Regions from separate parts of the Homo sapiens genome. Here regions 2, 3, 4 and 5 are each linked to region 1. The links are chromatin contacts, found by Hi-C or POLR2A ChIA-PET in ENCODE. All regions are on one chromosome and are shown on one strand. Each heading gives the region's core, a stretch centred on a gene start or an enhancer-like site at or near the end of the contact. The rest is flanking DNA. Distances are from core to core; before and after follow the strand shown.

Evidence for each region. Hi-C counts contacts between places; a loop is a spot of excess contacts on that map. ChIA-PET counts read pairs that join two places held with the same protein, here RNA polymerase II (POLR2A). Pooled maps may share reads with other maps.
Region 2: a map of naive thymus-derived CD4-positive, alpha-beta T cell shows a loop between it and region 1 (2.3-fold over the local background). The contact joins the enhancer-like site here to the promoter of ABHD5 in region 1. A Hi-C loop is called at or near these places in 1 of 168 maps with a recorded cell type or tissue (naive thymus-derived CD4-positive, alpha-beta T cell) and 8 of 50 pooled maps. POLR2A ChIA-PET finds 5 or more read pairs at or near these places in 1 of 52 experiments (H1).
Region 3: a pooled map shows a loop between it and region 1 (3-fold over the local background). The contact joins the enhancer-like site here to the promoter of ABHD5 in region 1. A Hi-C loop is called at or near these places in 3 of 168 maps with a recorded cell type or tissue (IMR-90, endothelial cell of umbilical vein and mammary epithelial cell) and 9 of 50 pooled maps.
Region 4: a map of breast epithelium shows a loop between it and region 1 (7-fold over the local background). The contact joins the enhancer-like site here to the promoter of ABHD5 in region 1. A Hi-C loop is called at or near these places in 1 of 168 maps with a recorded cell type or tissue (breast epithelium), 5 of 37 single-sample maps with no recorded cell type and 3 of 50 pooled maps.
Region 5: a map of OCI-LY7 shows a loop between it and region 1 (5-fold over the local background). The contact joins the enhancer-like site here to the promoter of ABHD5 in region 1. A Hi-C loop is called at or near these places in 6 of 168 maps with a recorded cell type or tissue (MCF 10A, OCI-LY7, PC-9 and 3 more), 8 of 37 single-sample maps with no recorded cell type and 13 of 50 pooled maps. POLR2A ChIA-PET finds 5 or more read pairs at or near these places in 2 of 52 experiments (WTC11 and activated T-cell).

The regions. Positions count from the first base shown.
Region 1 is chr3:43,689,516-43,692,291 of GRCh38, reverse strand. It overlaps ABHD5 (abhydrolase domain containing 5, lysophosphatidic acid acyltransferase), which reads right to left and starts at 1,354. Exons shown (of 7, transcript NM_016006.6): 1 at 1,253-1,354. The coding sequence starts at 1,299. It also overlaps a transcript of ANO10 not described here. RefSeq lists a silencer at 703-1,182.
Region 2 is chr3:43,178,816-43,181,591 of GRCh38, reverse strand. No RefSeq gene overlaps it. Among named protein-coding and RNA genes, the nearest start is that of POMGNT2, 74 kb to the right of the region's middle. RefSeq lists enhancers at 1,415-1,474, 2,181-2,475, 2,241-2,535. Within about 2 kb of position 1,356, at least 16 of the 41 ENCODE cell types and tissues checked have a DNase peak (open chromatin) inside an H3K27ac peak, as active enhancers do.
Region 3 is chr3:43,211,913-43,214,688 of GRCh38, reverse strand. No RefSeq gene overlaps it. Among named protein-coding and RNA genes, the nearest start is that of SNRK, 73 kb to the left of the region's middle. Within about 2 kb of position 1,353, at least 3 of the 41 ENCODE cell types and tissues checked have a DNase peak (open chromatin) inside an H3K27ac peak, as active enhancers do; they include mammary epithelial cell, where a contact is called at or near this core.
Region 4 is chr3:44,044,601-44,047,376 of GRCh38, reverse strand. All of the region lies in intron 2 of LOC124909489 (a long non-coding RNA gene), which reads right to left. Among named protein-coding and RNA genes, the nearest start is that of MIR138-1, 68 kb to the left of the region's middle. RefSeq lists an enhancer at 1,155-1,394. Within about 2 kb of position 1,341, at least 5 of the 41 ENCODE cell types and tissues checked have a DNase peak (open chromatin) inside an H3K27ac peak, as active enhancers do.
Region 5 is chr3:43,993,778-43,996,553 of GRCh38, reverse strand. No RefSeq gene overlaps it. Among named protein-coding and RNA genes, the nearest start is that of MIR138-1, 120 kb to the left of the region's middle. RefSeq lists a silencer at 1,129-1,328. Within about 2 kb of position 1,373, at least 3 of the 41 ENCODE cell types and tissues checked have a DNase peak (open chromatin) inside an H3K27ac peak, as active enhancers do; they include PC-9, where a contact is called at or near this core.

The sequences.
Region 1 (2,776 bases), core at 105-2,604:
CAACAAACCTCAACAAATAAACAAAACTCAAGAGAATAACTTCCTTTCTAATATTTCACAATTTTTCCCCATGACATCTTTCCAAATATCCCTGTCTTCATGGTACTCCATATTCTATCATTTAGGTTATGTTTCCTAGGCAAATTTCTCCAGACGTCTGAAGTAGAACCGACGTCAAAAAATTAAATATATATGGGGGAAGTTTACTTTCCAATACAAACGACAGGCCTTGAGAAACAAGGCAATAACCTCCATAACAATTTAATTATTCCACTCATTAACTACTATTCTTCTACTAACAAGTGCAAGAAGTCATTTAGGTGTAGAAAAGAATAAACTCACTATACCTGTATATAAAAAAGTTTCACATTAGACATCTGCCCTCCAACTTCCACAGTTTCCTATACATTATGTGTGTTCTTCTAAGGCACATGCAACACACACTTCGCCAGTAAAGCCAGAATAATCCCAGAAGCGCAAACAAATAAGGGACAGTGGAGCTTGCAAGCCAAAGACCTTCATCCGAAAGATGAATTATGACATTTGAACGTGTATCTCTATCTTAAGGGCTAACTTTCTTTCTATGAAGTATCTGAAACTCACAGCCATACACCCACTTCCCTCACTCCTTCTCCCCTCCCTCCTTCCCGGCACCCCCGCCCTCCCGCCGCTTCCCGGGCGAATTCGGGCCTCTAATATCCCCTCCAAGGAAGCGCCGCCCCTTCCTACGGCTACGGGAAGGATCGTCCAGTGGCTGAGGCTGGACAGAGCACAGGTAGTACCTGTAGACGGAAGCCGCGATGGGAGGCTGACAGACCCGGTCATTTCCCGCGCCTCGCAGTCAGGTGCAGGGTCGACCGGGCACCGCCCGCCGGCGGCATTGGGGCAGGCCGGGTCCCTTGGCAGAGCCCGAGCCGGTGCGGCCGCCGCGGCCAGCTCCGTCGCCGGCCCGCGGGGTGGCTTATACAACAACGGGGCGGACCCTCCGCGCGGGGTCAAGGCGGCCTCCCGGCGCGGCCGGAGTCCGGCTCAGACACCTCGGGGCCCCGACGCTGAGGGGAGCCTCTCCCAGGCAGAGCGGCGCCGGGACGCCTCTGGGCGCCGCGCGGACTCATGCCGGGGAGGGTCGAGGAAGCCGCCCGTCGTCGCCAGGCGGGCGGCGACTCCTTGGTGCTGCCCGCTGGGCCCTAACCCGGCCCGCGCGGAGGGTGCGCGCCGGAGACACACGAAGCCCCCTGCCGGCTGCGCTTACCTCTCTCCGGTGTCGGCAGAGTCCACCTCCTCCTCCTCCGCCGCCATAGCCGCCGCCGCGCAAGCGCCGGGACTTATCTCGAAGCCGGCTGACAGGCCGACTGGGCCGCCCCGGGCTGGCGCGGCACTTAAGGCGGCGCAGGCCGCCAGCGCATGCGTCTTCCGCGCACTAGCACGGCCCGGCGGCGCGCCCGCGTTTGCGCGTGCGCGGCCTTGCCTCCGGCTTTGCGTCCGCCATCCCCAGCCAGCATGCACTAGTTCTCCCGCCCGACGCTCCCGGGTGTAAGCGCGGGGCGGGACAGTCAGCCCAGAGGGACTGGCGAGACTCACCCGAATGAGTTAGGTGTTTTAGCTAATTTGAATAATGACTGTATTCATGCATCACCCCGTCGGTGTTGGCTGTCAGGTGGCACCTTGGGGACGGAGGTGCGTCCGGTCCTGGAAGAGCCTAGCTAGTGTCCGATAGATGGTGCAGTGGCAAATGAAATGGCGTAATCGAGGTGCTGTGTGGCGTCCCGCCAGCCTTTCCCCGCGGGTTGGGGGGCCAGGGGGAGAGGGCGACTCACAGGAGCCTTCAGTCAGTTGAGCACTGCTCTAGGTGCTGATGTTACTGTAGTGGCCAGAGCCAGCAATTTCCCTCCCACTCGACTCTCTAGATACCTGGGAGGGTGAAAAGAGTCGGTGTTGGCCGGGCGCGGTGGCTCAGGCCTGTAATCCCAGCACTTTGGGCGGCCAAGGCGGGCGGATTTTCTGAGGTCGGGAGTTGGAGACCAGCCTGAGCTGAAGAAACCCCGTCTCTATTAAAAATACAAAATTAGCCGGGCGCGGTGGCGCATACCTGTAATTCCAGCTACTCGGGAGCCTGAGGTAGGAGAATCGCTTGAACTCGGGAGGCGGAGGTTGCGGTGAGCCGAGATCGCACCATTGCACTCCAGCCTGGGCAACAAGAACGAAACTCCGTCTCAAAAAAAAAAAAAAAAGTCTATGTTTAGGTACTTCGAGTTATTGAGGTGAAATGACTAACCTAAATAGCAGTATTTCTTGACCTGTTTTCAAGCCTTTTAGCAATCAGGTGCAACCTGCTTTTGGAATTCTGCCACCCACTACTACTCATCCATTTATGTTTGGTGTGTGTCTACTATGGGCTCACTTTGTTCTAGGTGCTTGAAAACAATGGGTTGAAATACTGCTCCTGTTTTGATAGATCCTACGCGAATATATTAACCTTTATTTTAGACTCAGTTCATTGTTCTCCTTCCCTGACTCTCCTCCCTCTTTTTCTCTCCTCTGAGCCCCACTGTAAACCTGTCTTTATCACCCATCTAGCTCTCAGGTTCTCAGCCTTGTGTAATTGTTACAGCTTTTAAATAAACATTATCGAATATCTTTCCAACTACACGAGAAAGTCCTCTAGGATAGGAATGGTGTCTTCTGTAATTTAGAGGGGGGAAAGCCACTTATAATCTCTTAGGCATAGTAATAACTAATACATTTTTTATTGTGTTTGATCTAATTCATAAAATAT
Region 2 (2,776 bases), core at 107-2,606, 510 kb after region 1:
AGGCCAAAAACACAGGAATGTTTCTGCTGGAATGTGTCCCTTCCTGCCCTCAAGATCCCATCTCCTCTTCTAGCTTTGTTCTCACTTTTCAGTTCCCTTAACGTGACATCTCTGGTCACTCCACACTGGGCCACCAACGGGAACTGTGAATGATAGAAAAGACCCATCCCGGGGAGTCATGAGTGAGCATGGTCCAGCTTCCCAGATCCTGCCCCCAAGGCTGCGGTTTAATCACCAAACCATCTGAGCAGGTGTTACACGTAATTCGGGCCAGGTGTGGTTTAGGGAGGAGGTGTGGAATGACTCAGATAATAGATTTTGAAGTCAGGGTTATGTGAGTACAAACCCTGACACGTGTCTCCAAACCCTGTGACCTTAGGCAAAGTTACTGATCCCCTCCGAGACTTGGTGCCCTAACTGTAAACTTTGGTGATGACCCCTTTCTTAAGGGATTATAGGAAGCATTAGAGGTCATCTGTGGAAACCCTCTGACACACAGAAGGTGTGCAATCAATCCTCCCTCCCCCATGTTCTCCACAGCCAGAACAAGGAAGAATCGCACATGCTTGCATGGTGCTCAGTGTGCCCCGAACTGTTCAAGCGCCTTGCCTGTATTGTCTCATTTTATCCCATCACAACCCCATAAGGTCACTTATGTTATTATCACACTCATCTTACAGATAAGAAAACAGAGGGATGGAGAAGTTAAGTAACTTATTCAAGGTCACCTAGCATGCCAGAGCTGGGAGTGACAGTGGCTGTAATTGGTGGGCATTTGAGCTCGACTTGCATGGGAAGCTTTGGTGGAGGGTTGGGGGATCCTACGCCCTAAAGGGCACACAGGGCTATAGAACTCCCACGACCCCCTTGCAGATGCTGCCCATGGGGTATGCAGAAGAGTCACATGAGCCCAACTATCTAAGGACTTTGTCTGCAGGGGCTGCTGGATTTGTGGCCACCAACTTCTGCTGGACCTGTCTTTTGCTGCATTTGCTCGGCCACAGTTTCTCAGGACGGTCCCCTTTTCTCTGGAGCTCTTTCCAGCAAGTTTATTAAAAAGAGGGACCAGGTGAGCAGAAACAGATTGGATGTCAGAGACCAGGAGACTTCTGGCCACAGAGCCTGAACCATTTACTCTGTTACCTGAGATTATTTTTTCAAATGTCAAAGGCCTAATTTAGGATGACCCAGATGTTCACCAGTGCTCCAATTAATAAAGAAAAATGTATTTAAAAAGCCAACTGCAGAAGCAAACACATTTTGCTTTCGCAATTCTGTTGGGCTGCACCCTGGCCTTGACCTTAAAATAGCTCAGTTTACGTGCTGACAGCATATACATACACAGTCAGGATTTCCTGTGTCTCCACCTCACCATTTCCTCTCTGCCTCGGAGCTGGTCCCCTTCATTCCTCTTCCTCTCCCTCCCCACAACTTGTTTAGGTCCGTGAATAAATGTATAGGAATGTTCTGAGAAGCAGGAACATTTAGACTCCAGCCAGACAGGAGTTCAAATTCCACCTCAACCATTTCCCAGCTATGCAAGCATGAGCAGTTCACCTCTCTGAGTGTCAGATTTTCACTGGAAATTGTGAGAATACATGAAAATGATTTATCCCAGAGCCTAGCACAAGGTAAAAGAGCAATAATTGGAAGAGACAGGGAAAAGCCTTTCACCAAAAGCTAAGTGTGAGTTGGAGGCAGGGTGCGGCCTAGGGGGCCCCTGGCTGGCTTTTGGAGGACCTGCATGCCATTTGTCTCCCTCCACGGCTTCTGCCCCAGACATGGATTCATCCTGCTCTCATTTCTGCCTCTGAGATGGGTGGGCCCCATCTCTCCACAGAGCCATCTGCGACTCCCTCCTACCGAAGTAAAATGGACTTTTCCTACGTGTCTGCCCAGGACTCAGCCAGACTGATGAACTGAGCTTGGGGAACATTTGAACAGATTGAGGTGATGTTTTTACCAAGGCCCAGGAGCGATGCTTCAGGCAGCTCCAGCTGTCCGCTCGGCCTGTATTTCCCAAATATTTTGGACCAGGAGTGCCAAAAGCAAGCCCCTGGTCCAAGACACTTGGGAAATATTGGCCATGAACTATTCTGGCCATTTAGGAAATACTGGCTGTAAACTATGCTTAACACCAAAGGAGGACCAATGGTAGCCACTTGGGCAACAGTAGACAGAACCATAGAGGAAGATCTTTGCCTTGAACTTGAAGTCACACTGCTCAGGTAACTGTTCTGCCAATCTGTGCATCTGTGACCTCTACCTTCCCATTGCAATCAGGAGCCAAGGTCCAAAGATCACGGTTAGACCCCACTCTGCTTGTGACTCATGCATGACACAGGGCAGGCCATTACCCTACCGTTCTGGATGAAGGCAATAATCGTGTTTGACCTCTCCCTGCCTCGTAATGCTGACTCGGAGGATTAATGAGGAAATGAGAGCTAAGCTTTGTGAATGCCAGCCTTGTTCTCACGCTGGCTCCTCTGATTATTCCACAAAGCCAATGAGAAATAGCAAAGGTCAAAATTCTCTGTGAGGTTGAATATTCATGTTGCAGGAGGCGCCTCTCCAGGTATGGTTCTGCGCTCATGATCTGTGTGTCTCTGGTGCCAGGCCCCAGGGGGCACACTTACAAAAGGTGTACGGGGTGACGGTGGTGGTGGCATGGGTGTGGCATCTCCAGGTGCAGGCCACATGCCTGGGGTGTTTCACATGGCAAGTCAGCCACAGAAATGGGTCTTGCTGGGCCTTTTGGAAGCTTCCAGTGGTGCAC
Region 3 (2,776 bases), core at 104-2,603, 480 kb after region 1:
GAGGGATTCACCAGGGCTGGATGAGGAGGCAGCTGTCTGAAGGGAGAATGAGATAAAGGAGTTCCTTACACCCAGGGGGAAGTCACATTTGTGTGTGCGTGTTTTCATTTTTATAACTTTTTCATCATGAAAGGGGATGTATGTCAATCGTAGAAAAATAGGAAAATGTAGAAAGCATTGAAAAAGTCCTATACTACCTACTAGTGTTTTTATTTATTTCTCTTTATTTTAATGCATGTATATTTGTTATATATCTTTCATAAGTTAGAATTATGTTGTATATAAAAGCACTTTCCCCATGGCATTTAACATTCTTTAAAGACCTAGTTTCTAATGTGTAGTATTATGTTCTATGGACTAATTCTAAGTTGTGTTAGCATTCTCTATTTTTGTAAATGTAGCTTGTTTATGATTTTTTACTATTAAAAACAATGCTTTTGTGGACATCTTTGTTGGTGTGGGAGATAATTTATGTATTAAGTGCTTGGCACATGGTGTACTCCCTTCAGCGTAATAAATGGTAGCAGTATAAATATTTGCCTAAATCCCTGACTATTTCCTTTAAACTTTTAGATGAATTTGCAGAGTTAATAAGTTTTAATATTTAAGCAGTTTTTGATACATATTGTTGAATTGCTTTCCAGAAAGGATGTCCCATTTATTTTACTAATGGTAGTGTTGAAGGAACCCATCTCACAGCCTCCTGGCTGGCATTGAGTATTCTCCGGAAAAAAAAGCACTGCTAATTTGACAGGTGAAAAAGAGTAGCTCTTTGTTGCATTGTTGATTACTAGTGAGGCTAAAAATTCCAGCATAATTATTAACCATCAGTAACAGGATGACTCAGATGGACATTTGGGTCAGGCCCTGGCTAATAAATAGCTTTGAATGATTGAATTATCAAAGGTGGCCATGCTGCAGGTTTGAATAGAATTGCTAAGTCTAGATGCTAAGGACTGGAATGGTTCAAGTGTTGACTTTATGGGCAGGAGTTTATTCCCAGTCCTGCCTTGCTCAATGGAAAGTACTTTCAGATGGACAAAATTCTGATGTAGAAGTGAGACAGGACTGAGAAGGGGATGCTGGGCTTTGGAGTTGGCCAATCAGTCAGTAAGAGCCCCCGTCAAAAGAGGAGCTGGGAAAAAAGCCCCTGGTCAGCTCTTTGGGGACCGGGGCTGCCAGTGGTAGCACCTCCAGAGTTCGTGGAGGTCCATGGGGAACCATCAGGTGTATTTGGACCTACAGGCAAGTCTGTTCTCAGGGAGGATGTGGGAATGTGAACTCAAGTTTTCCCACCTGGTGATGTTGTGAAATGACTCAGCCACCAAGCTGGTTGAACTAGACTAGCCCCTGCCACACTCCTGTGTTTCTGTTCCTCTAGGCATGGCTGACACCCCCTCTCTCCTTCCCCATGACTCCTCAACTCCAAACCAGAGTTCGCTTGCAATCGCTTATTCCCCTGCGTTGTCACTTTTTTCATTCACAAGTTACACTCCTCCTCTTGATACAAGCTACTTGAGAGTGGAGATAGGATTTTATTATCTCTGTGTCTTCAACAGATATGAGTGTGAGAATGAATGAATGACACAGTAGCATCTAGAGTACACCAAGAGTAAACGAGGGCCTCAGCATCTAGTTGGGAGAAACAGCCAAAGTTTATTCTTTATCAATCTGTTTCACCACAGAGTTTTGCTGGATGGAAAAGTTACACCTCAGATATCAGGTTCTGTGGTTGGTCAGGTATTTGGCAGACAGTGCATCACGCATCCTGGTGCCCTGAAGAGTTTTTCTGTTTTTGCCCTGCTTTGACTTTGCACTGAGAGCCAAGTCTCATCAAAAGGAGGATTTTGTTTTAACCACCTGCCCAGCTTTCTTCTAACGCAGTGGTCCTCAAACTTTCTTGAGAATCAGAATCACCTGGAGGGCTTGTTAAGATACAGAGAGCTGAGTTCAAACCCCTAAGTTTCTAATTTTATCATTTCTAACAAGTTCCCACTTGGTGCTGTGGCTGCTGGCCTGGGACCACAGTTTGAAAACCACTGGTCCAAATGTTTTCATCTGGCCCTGAACAAGGTGCCAGACTGACCTTCCAAATCCAAGAAAATAGGTATATAGAATATTCGGCCACTGTGCCAGGGCCCAGCTCTGCTCATCCCCATGTCAGGACTGGGCTATCTTTTCTTGGCAGGAAGGCATAAGTAGACTGGGCCATCCAAGCCTGAGTTAGACGGCCTTCAGGGCCTGCAAATCACTGTTGCAGGGTCTGAAACCTTATCAGGGTATTCAGTAGCTTCCCATAGAAGCACATAAAGTTGAAGGAAGATAGAATTTTATATCCTGAGAAAAATCCAAGCTCTAGGACCCCAACTTTGTATATAAGGCAGTGGCCAGGTGTCTCACCTGACCCCTTCCAGAGCTCATTCAAGAGATGGCCCAGCTCATGGTAGTCCATGAGGGCCTCTGTGTCCTCTCCATTCTGCCCAGTCTGTGACCTCGATCTTCATAGAAGAAGCTGAGAACCTAGGCTAAGACTTGCTTTCCACCAGCATCATCATCACACGTTAAATAAAATCTGAACTCCTTACCATGCCCTGAGGGTGCCTGGTGCTCTGACCATCCCTGCTCTCCAACTGGTCAACTTCACTGCTGTCCCTCAAAAACCAGGCTTGTCCCATCTTGGAGCACCGCAGCTGCTCCGCCTAAAAGCTGGAACCCCACATGGGACACTAGGCTGGCTGTTCAGGCATCTCCTCTCCAGAAAGAGCTTCAGTTCACC
Region 4 (2,776 bases), core at 92-2,591, 360 kb before region 1:
GTCCCACCTGGCTGGGAGGACTTCCAGGTTCAGGTCAAGTCTATGCATCTTTCAAAGCCTTCTCCTCTCAATATGGTTTTCTCAGGTGTTTTTAGTACAGAAAGGAGAAGGCACTCCTGGTCTACCTGAATCATGGTGCATGTGGAGGCTGTAGTTCTGCCTGCAAAGCAGTTGGGTTTTTGGATTTACAAAGCAAGTGCAAGCAACAAGGGCAGACTTTCCAGGGGCTGAGTCTCAGAACTAAGAGGTCGAACCACCGAAAATGACCTTCACAATCATGAATCTATTGTCTTATTCTCACCCTTTGACAAGGAAAAATACACAGTGAAAAAAACTGGATTATAAAACACTGTTCAACATAATCATAATTTAGTAAACCAAAAATGTATGCAAATACTTATAGAAAGAATACTGAAACAGCAAAATATTAATGGTGGTCCCTTTGACTTTCTCCCTCTGCCATTTTTGGATATAGAATGATAACACTAGCTGTGTTGTACCCCCTTCAGGAAGTTCTTCACTCTATTATGCACATACAGAGGCTAACAATATACGGAAAATGTTACATCTCACACCCTTAGACTTCTGCAGGAAATAACCCAAGGGCTACCAAGTTCACACCAACATACCATACAATGCTGCAAGGAAGATTATCATACTTGATTGTAAAATTGATACTTAGTTTGAAGCCCTCTTAACATTTTCATCCATTCCACCAAAAATTAATCTTCTCTGTTCTATATTAATGGTGACTGGCTAACAAAGGAATCTCTACAATTGATTATAAAATTGATACTTAGTTTGAAACCTCTTAATATTTTCATCCATTCCACCAAAAATTAATCTTTTCTGTTCTATATTAATGGTGACTGGCTAACAAAGGAGTCTCTAAACTTGTTTGAGCACATGACCTCAATGGTAAAAGAGACTAATCATAACACAGACTTACGCATATTTATTCATAAAGTGGGTGCATGTATACTTACATGTTAAGTCCATTATCAAATGTATGAGAATGGAACTGTTCTAGTCCAATGGTCTGTATTTTTCCTGTACCACACTGGGTTATCTTGTGTGTGCCTGACTTTGGAGATCTAGAGTTTAAACACCAGAGAGAAAAAAGTGGCCAGCATAATATGGCTGATGTTAATTTGCTACCTGGGAGGCTTCCTGGGCAGGGATCCAGAAATCTCCACCATTCACCCCCTCGCATGCATAAGGGCTCCACCAGCCAGCACCTTGGAAACCCCCAACCAGATGTGTACAGTGGACTCAACCATCTGCACCTGGCAGGTCACCAGCAGGAACTCATTCTTTCCTGGGCTGAAAGTCCCTTCCCACAGAGAGGCTCAGGGTGGCTGTGACTGGGGACTTCACAGTTGGCTGAGGGCCAAGGAACCTCTGCGAATGAAGCACTTCCCTATTTTTTCATATGGTTTGTCTAGAAGATGACTAAATAGAAAAGCTTTGGTGATTCTTCTTTTTCTGCTCAGCACTCAAATATAAACAGTGGTCAGAGTAATAATAATCATAGGTTTTGGAATGTTTTCATAAAAATTTGATGTCAATTAGGACATTCAGGAAAGCTAAAAACACCTCGGTGTAATGCCACATCCAGATTTGCCTTTAAAATCGTGAATAAAAAATGCTGAGAATCTGCATGGTTTTCTAGTTCCTCCAAACAAGTTCTGAGTGACAGGGGATAGCTCATTAAGTTCAATTCTGGGGAGATTAGAAGTTTAAAAAATAATCAACCCTAAACTAATGTGACTCCAAAACCAAGTCTCATAAAATGTCTGTTAACCTTCAATTCCATCTTTGCCAAGTAGAAGCTCTAAGAGTGTCTGGGGTTCCCAGCACCTCATCTAACATCCAGTGCTAGCAGAAAGCAAGAACACAGTCCCTCTGCTGAAGAATGAATGAGCAAACGAATGATCACTTGATAGCCTGGAGTTCATTATTGAGGTACAGACGTAAGCCTATATGTTCTAGTGGTTTGTTTTAGAGGCTTTATTTATTTATTTATTTTTACTAGATGCTGGAAAGACAGATGAAAGTAATGATGCCTTCTAACTTCAAAGAGCTCACAGACCAGTGAGAAAAAAAGAAGGTGAGCAGAGAACATCAACCTAGGGTGCTCTCACGAGGGTCTGAACACGTTGCAGGAGGTTGTGGAGGAATGCTTAACATGGGTGCAGAAAGGTTTCGGTGGGGGCCTGGCCCTTGGGGCCAGGTAGTGATGGGTGAGGGAACTGGTCAGCCTGTGCAGCTGGGGCTGGAGGGCCATTCCCAGCACAGCAATCAGCTCGTGGGGTGCACAGAAGCACAGTGTGACTGGGAAGGGTGACAAGTCCAAAGTGCTTAGGCCCAAAGGAAAAGGTTGCCTGCCTGGGAAGCACCACGCAAGCTAAGGCATTTTCATTCTACCCTGCAGGCAGTGAGGAAACTAGAGGTGGTTTTAAGTAGGACACAGAGTCTCCTTCCTTACTTTTTTTTTTTTTTGAGATGGAGTCTCGCTCTGTCGCCCAGGCTGGAGTGCAGTGGCCAGATCTCAGGTCACTGCAAGCTCCGCCTCCTGGGTTCACGCCGTTCTCCTGCCTCAGCCTCCAGAGCAGCTGGGACTACAGGTACCCACCACCACGCCCAGCTAATTTTTTGTATTTTTAGTAGAGACGGGGTTTCAGTAGAGACGGGGCTTCACCGTGTTAGCCAGGATGGTCTCAATCTCCTGACCTAACAGGTGATCCGCCCACCTTGGCCTCCCAAAGTGTTGGGA
Region 5 (2,776 bases), core at 124-2,623, 300 kb before region 1:
AGGGGGTCGCGAGGCCCGTCAGCACTCGGCTCCCGCGGAAGCTGTGCTAGCGCGGCAGTCTCGCCGGCGCCTGGCCCCACCAGCCTTTGCCTTCAGCGTCCTCCGGTGGCATCGTCCGAGATTTGCGGAGCAGAAGCCGAGGACACGAGCAACTCGCTGTGGGCTTGAAGTGACCACGCCTTAGGGCTGTGAAAAGCTGCCCCGTGGTGACTTGGGTACGAGGAGGTTAATAAAGTGCAGAATTAGTCTTGATTTTTACCTAAAATGAAGCTGGTAGTACTGAGCGCTTAAATGACTCCGCTAGGACCCTGGAGGTTGTGGGAGCGGGGTGGGAGAGGGTAAATGCTAGGTTTAGGACAACACAGGATATGTCTAATTTAAGGAAGCTCCCCTTCTCGGGCCACGTTCTCTGTAGCTCTACCCAACTGGAATCGCCTCTGCACCCGGGGTCATCTCCGGCATTATGACACCCAGCGTTGCCCTCTAAACTCCAAGTCCCCGCGGCCACATCCTTCCGTGCCTGCTGGCACCAGCAAGAGTCTCTGCCTGCCCTTTCTCCTTTACATGGACCCTTTTCCTTTCACCCCTAGACCGCAGTGCGACTGGCAGGCACCTCTTCGCCCCCTCCGCGCCCCGCGCCGACGGTGGGAACAGCAGCGACAGCGCGACCGCAGCCTTCTAGTGCCTTCGCCCCCTCCCCCGCGGCCACACCTCACCCACCTCACCCGCCAAACCCCGCACTCCGCCGCCGTCCCTCCCCTGCGCGCTCCCGGCGCCAACCCAGCCAGAAGCGGGTGGAAGCCCGGGTCCATGTGCAGGTGTCCTTGTGCGGGAGTAGGGGAGCTCATAGGTCAGCGATCCGCGACCCTACCCTGCCCTCAGCTCGGGGTCCACCCACGTGGAACCCGCCGGCCCCCGCGGGTACCCAACACCAGTCTCCCGGGCTCGGCTGCCGTTCCCTCGAAGCCCCAGGGCGCTCCCACGGGTCAATGACCACCTCAGTCTTTCCTCAAGCCAGGGTTTGGCCAGTTGGGAAACCTCTTCGTCCCCTGCCCACATCCCCTGGCATCTCCGGACAAAGCCACTCGGCTTCCCGCCCCGGCATCGGGAAAGATGCGCGTGGAGAGCGCCTCCAGGCGCTGGGCCACGGTCCCGGTCCCTGGCCGTGCCTGCTGTGTGCGGAGCTGGGGCGGCGGGTACCGCCTGCGCGGGGCAGGCACCCCACTCGCCGTTCCTCCAGCACGGGCACTCGACCGCCGCGGCGCTGCAGGAAGGAGGCCCCGCCGCGCCGGTTCCTCCACACCCACGTGCCCCTCGTGTGCGCGCCCCCGGCCTGCAGATGCTACAAGGCTGGCGCCGCCTGGATTTCCGGGCGGCCCCACCCTCCGCGGCCGCTACGCCTCGCTCCCTGCATTCAGTCTCCTTGGCGTCTCCGCTGCAGCATCCAAGACCAGGCGCCGCCTCTGCTAGCCGTGCTGCCCAGCACGCCTGAGGGCCGCTGCCGGCAGGCCTCACCTCCCGCCCGGGTCCCCCACTCACCTTTCCTTCTGGACGGTGGGGTTCAAGCTCTGCACTGGGGCTGTTAAGCCACCGCCCACGACCTCCTGTAGGGTGCAGCGGGAGGGCGTTCCCGAGGCGCCAGCACCCTCTTTAAGCCCTTCCCCGGCTTTCTGCACAGCACCTTCATCAGCCGGCCACCCTCCCTGACACTAAGGGAGGCATAGCTCTCGCTCTTGCTCCCGCTTTCTCTCGCTCGTTCTCACACCAACGCCCACCTATACACACACCTGAACACCGAGAGGCCAGGACCGGTATCTCTCTCTTGAACTCTCAATTCCAGCACTGCAGAGCACATCACGTCGCTGACAGCAAAGTGAGGAGGTGGCACCTGTGAACTAGGTGGTTTCTTAAAATTTAAGAAATAGCCTTCTGCCCCTTGGCCTTTGCGTTCTTAAGACGATTGTACTTTATTTTTTAAAAATATATAGCCCAGTAGTATTCACACATTAAAAAATACATATTTAAATGTTTCGAGATAATCATAGATTCACGTGCAGTTGTAAAAAATAATAATAATACAGAGAGATCCTGTGCACCCACCCTTTACCCAGTTTCCCCCAGTGGTAAAAATTCCCAAAACTATGGTGCAATATCACAACCAGGATACTAGCACTGGTATAACCCCACCCATCTTACTGAGATTTCCCGTTTTACTTGTACTCATTTCTCTCTCCTTCAACCTCTGTGTGTGTGTAAATAATTCTATACAATTTTATCACATGTGTAAATTCAACTACCACCACAGTCAAGATGCAGAACCGAACTTATCACAGGATCCCTCTTTTTGCCTTTTATAACCACACCTACCTGGAGGGTGAGTGGCGATCCCTGACTACTACTAATCTACTTTCAATTTTTTCCAATTTTGTCGTTTCAAGAATGTTGTACAGATGAAATTATACAATAATGTAGTATTTTCGGATTGTCTTTATTGACTCAGCATAATTCCCCTGAAATGTATCCAATTATTATGTATTATCAATAGATGATTCTTTTTTATTAGTGGGTAGTATTCATGGGATGGAGGTACCACGACGGTAGATTATTTAACCATTCTCTCATTGAAGGACTTATTGCAGGGTTGTTTCCAGATTTTGGCCGTTGCAAATAAAGCTGCTGTGAACATTCATGTACAGGTTTCTGTGGGAACATAAGTTTTCTCTGGGATAAACGCTCAAGAGGGCAATTGCTGGGTTATGTGGTAAGCACACGTTTA